2 separate regions of the Homo sapiens genome follow, and region 2 is linked to region 1. Evidence: chromatin loops called from intact Hi-C (ENCODE). Cell type or tissue: PC-3. All regions are shown on one strand.

Region 1 (2,500 bases):
ATCATACCAAATTCTCAGTTTCTTTGTTTCAATAGCAAAAATGAAACAAAATAACTTAAAATACCACTTTGCAGGTTTTGTTAGTATTCTTTCATAAATTGCAAGCTTTCTGAGGGTAGGGCCCTTCCCTATTTTGTTCCCCAGCACCTAACATAGTGTGTGTGTCTCATTGCAGGAGCTCAATTAATCTTTGCTGAATAAAATTAATAAGCAATGAACACAGAGAAGACCTCAGAAGCCTGGACTAGTGGAAAGCAGAACAAAATATGGGACTCCACAATATGAAAATTATAAAATTTAACCCCAGAGGGTCATAATGTTAGGGCTTACAATAGGAAGGACTCCCCCACCACATAACCCCAGCTCCTGGTATATGTTTTGTGCTGTCAGAGTAGTGGTGGTGGAATGTGGGTAACGTGCTCTGAATGAATGTCCCCAGATGATCTTTTATGTTTGGTTTTCATGGCTAAGGAACTGGCAGAGATCTGGAGCACTTTTTCCAAAGTCCTTCTCAGAAATCCTATGAAGGAAAACTTCAAATTGAGGAGTAAGGACATCTGACGGGAGGAGGAACAGGTTTGAAGGCAAGAAGGTACAACACGCCTTCGTTGTTGGGTAACCACGGAAAGAAGAAAACAGCACAGATTCAGCTCAAACAGCACATGTGTCTTGAACCTCAGCTCTGTCCATATTCCCTCTCCTGTGGAGAAGCTATCAGGGGCTAAGAGCAGTTTGCTTTTCTTTTTAAAGTCTGTTTTTTCCAAAGCGTTCTCCTGCAGATGGGTTGACTTGGCAGCAGTGCTGGAATCTTCAAAAGCGCGGGTGGAGAACGGGGGGTATTCATTGACCTAGAGAGGGAAAATGGCTTCCCACCTACTTTAGTTTGGCAGCTGTGAGGTAGACAGAAAAAATTAGACAGCTGTAAATAATGTTTGCAAGAACCAGAGATAAAATTTCCAGGCAAAGGGCAGGAAGAAACCTATCGCAAAGCGAAGGCAGGATACACTTTTGGGACCAGAGGGGACAAGACTGCAGGGCGCTGAGGGAGTCAGTCACATGCCCTTCCTGCAGGCCGGTGGAGGGCTCCACCAGGGGGCAGTGCTGGGACATCGCTAGACCTGGATGGGCCTGGGGGGAAATGACCTGCACGGGTAGCTGGAGGAGAAGAGGTGCAGGTTTCTGCACACATAGACGTCTCCTGTCTCCCCGCTTGCCTACTTTCTCTGTCCTCACACCAACCTTTTGGTTTTGAAAAGACTCATTTCTGGTCTTACAAAATGTAGCTTTAGTAAGACTGGTCAGATATACCAAAATTGGGATAAAGTCTTAGCTTAAGTAAAGAAATATTTCAGCTGTGAATTGTGTCCCCCCCCGCGCTCCACCCCGCCAAACTGCTACATCGAAGTGCTTAACTCTCAGTACCTCAGATTGGGAGAGAATGCCAAGGGTGTGGCTGGACAGCCATGTGCTAACGAAATTAGGTACGTGACTCACGGATCCAATCAACCTCCACAGTAGATGCCAGAAATAGAGAGGTGGTTATCTGAAAAAGATCCGCGGAGTGCCCTCTTGTCTGACTGCTTGGACCCCCATGACTTGCATGGGAGGCCAATAAGGTTTTTGAGAATTTTATACCAGCAGAAACATTGACAGCATGGACTGAAAGGGACAGAGACAGGATGAAATGAAGGACCAATGGCTTCAAAGATGGTTCAGCGACTGGCTCCTCCTTGGTTGTAGAGGGTAGAACTATTGCCCAGGGCTGTGGGGGTGGGGCTCCTGTGACCCTGTGCCTGGAAGGCAGGGCTATGCATCCCCTCCCCTGTGAGCCCTGAGGACAGAACATCTAGCCAAAGAGGATTATTTTCAAGCCTTAAAATGGAATGGAATTTCCCCCGCTAGCTTCAGACTTGCTTGGGAACCATGATTCTTTCTTTTTTTTTCCCCCTGCAACTTCTCCCTTACAGAATGGGAATGTATATTCTATGCCTGTCCCACCATTCTGTTTTGGAAGCAGATAACTTTTTGTCTGGTTTCCCAGGTTCACACACAGCTAGAGAACAATTTTGCTTCAGGATGACTCATACCCTGAGTGTCACGCATACCCAATTTTATGATATTTAAGATGAGATTTTGGACTTGAGAGTTGATGTCTGAAAGACGTTTGGGGTTGTTGGGATGGAATATTTTCATTGGGTGAAGGACATGTATTCTGGTGGGGAGAGAGTGAAGTATTATGAGCTGAACTCTGTCCCCCACTTCCAAATTCATATGCTGAAATCCTAACCCCCAGGATGTGGTTTTAAAGTCAGAATGTGACTTTACTTGGAGATAAGTATTTACAAATGAGGTCATCAGGGTGGGCCCTAATCAAATACAACTGGTATTCTTATACAAAGGGGAAATTTGGAGACTGGACTGAACATCAGTTAGAAGGCACTGGCTCTGCCATCACCTGTTCTGGAGGGTCACTTAAGATTTTGGGGCCTCAGTTACTTTT
Region 2 (2,500 bases), 320 kb after region 1:
AATTGTGTGAAAGGACTCTTTGTGAATGACACGTAATTTAAAAAACTTCTCCCTTGTCATAACAGAAACAAAAGATCAAGCAGAGGAGTGCATGTGTAGGCAAATTATGAAAGAAGTTATAGTAAAGCAATTCTTTTGAAATTATAATATTTCAGGACACCAATTATGCATGTCATGTTTCAATAGAAGACATTCATAAATTTTAAAATATTAGCTTTATTAATTATTACACATTGTACTCATAAATCATGATATCACTTTATTCTCCATAAATATATATAGCTATAATCCATCAACTTACAATTAAATAAATATGTAAATAAAAAATAAAAATACTGGCTTTTAAAATATAATGGTTTTTAAATATTTTAGTCATAGTCCTAGGCATTTTTTCTGTAAGCTGCCCACAGCTCAAAGGATAAAATTTTTATGCAGAAGACTAATAAAAGATATTATCCTCAGGAAACAAAGAATGACTCAAAATTTAAGAAAAATCTTTATGTACCCATCCACCCTAATGTCTACATGAGGACCCAGCAGGTCAAACAAAAAGGCATGGTACCTGACAAATGGAGAATTAACAAGCATAAAACAAACATTTGTAATAAATACATTGGCAGAAAGTAATTTTTCAGGAAGAAAGAGGAGGATGTAAACAGATTTACCTTGGTCAAATGGAAGAACTTGGCCGAGCACGTTGGCTCATGCCTGTAATCCCAGCACTTTGGGAGGCCGAGGCGGGTGGATCACCTGAGGTCAGGAGTTCAAGACCAGCCTGGCCAACATGGTGAAACCCCGTCTCTACTAAAAATATAAAAACTAGCCGGGCATGGTGGTGGACGCCTGTAATCCCAGCTACTTGGGAGGCTGAGGCAGGAGAATTGCTTGAACCCAGGAGACGGAGGTTGCAGTGAGCCGACACAGTGCCACTGCACTCCAGCCTCGGCAACAGAATGAGACTCTGTCTCAAAACCAAAAACAAAAACAAAACACAAAAAACAAATGGAAGAACTTAGGCGTGTATCAGTGCTTTGCTTACATAGGAATGAGATTTGCATTCTACATCTTTTACACCAAGCCATTCATATATTTCTTAAAATATAAAAAGGGAATCCATAATAATGAAATTACTATGTATTAATAGTTAATTTGACAAATGCTACATGCCCTAAAGTCTATAAAACTTTATTAGAAATAATTTTTAAAATATCTTAATATAGCTTTCCACCATATTCAGGTTTTTACTCTGTTTCAACTCTAAGGGCTATTTCATATTAAGTCTAAAGAGCAATATAGGTTGCTATAAAATATTATTAATTTAAAAATATGATAGAAAAATTAAGGCATTCATTCCAACCACCTCAATATTGTGACTAACATGTCAAGTTTTGTTTACATTTTCTAGTGTTTACAAATAAGAAAATCAGTTACATTAAGCTTGCATATGTATAATCACAGAAATGGAACACAGCAGCACACAATTTTGCATTAAAAGCACTAGGGAATGTTGATGTTCCTTTACCATGAACTGTTATGCTTTTCACATATTGTGACATCATATCTTCTTAGAACTAGGTACAATTTTCACATAGAGTGAAGAAGCAGATGTGTTTTGTCCTTAATGAAAGCATTAGACAGTGTTACTTCTATTCAGCAAATGTGACTGGAGTTTTCTTATGGCGAGTTTGTTGGTCATAGGGCAACAGAGAAAACAGATATGAGTGAAGGAAAAAGCTATGCTAAGGACGGGAGGCTGACCTGTTATGAAATAGGAAGTAGCTCATAGGAGTAATATGCCCAATAACTAGCTTGCATACCCTTGAGCAAATGACCCCCTTGGATTTTCAGTTTCTTTGTGCAAAACGTATACAATGAGAGCCCTTTAATGATAATATAGCTACAATACAAAACATTATAATTTCTGTACATGAAAGACAAGAAATACAGTACAATTCTCAAGTATGATTGAAAGGTATCTCTAAGGGTTGTTTATCTTTTCATAAGAGAATGCAGCATAATAGGCATAAGGCACTGGGTTATGGGGGATTCCGAGATGAATAGGACAGACTCTTTCTTCCTAAGAAGAAACTTCTTGAGAACAGCAAGCATTTATTAAGTACTTATTTTATTCCAGGCACTGGACTTCATTACTTCCTTACTGCAACCTGGCGCTTAAAGTGCTATCATCACAAGGATGAAGAAACAGTTCAGAAAGGCTGATTGAGATGGCTATGGTCATGCCTTATACCACTGGCAGGTGTAAGCAGTAACTCCAGACCCTGAGTGCTTCTCCATTGTAGCCCTGTGTCTTTTTTTCAGGCATGGGTAACATTTCAAGGCAAAAAGTGATGAGTACTAAGACTCCTCCAGCAAAATGCTCAGGAATCCATGAGAAAGGAAGGGAGACTTCCTCGTTTAAATGTCATGTGAATTAGAATTGTAACATGGGCAACGGTATGCCAAAATACTCCCATGTCAAAATGGCAAGGTCAAAGTAGCT

The links. Hi-C counts contacts between places; a loop is a spot of excess contacts. Peaks named below come from ENCODE experiments on the same cell type or tissue, not always from the same donor. Only the 100,000 strongest peaks of a DNase experiment are listed, where the experiment ranks them.
Region 2: it touches region 1 in a loop (3-fold over the local background); 1 of 110 quality-filtered maps calls a loop at or near these places.

The regions. Positions count from the first base shown.
Region 1 is chr6:143,336,368-143,338,867 of GRCh38, reverse strand. All of the region lies in intron 5 of AIG1 (androgen induced 1), which reads right to left. Among named protein-coding and RNA genes, the nearest start is that of ADAT2, 110 kb to the left of the region's middle. In PC-3, a CTCF peak has its summit at 1,079 (motif pointing right); a DNase peak (open chromatin) is centred at 2,217; H3K27ac peaks cover 2,500 bases.
Region 2 is chr6:143,011,415-143,013,914 of GRCh38, reverse strand. All of the region lies in intron 2 of LINC01277 (long intergenic non-protein coding RNA 1277), which reads left to right. Among named protein-coding and RNA genes, the nearest start is that of LINC01277, 25 kb to the left of the region's middle. RefSeq lists a silencer at 1,797-1,997. In PC-3, no CTCF peak of the experiment used is centred here; no DNase peak of the experiment used is centred here; H3K27ac peaks cover 1,595 bases.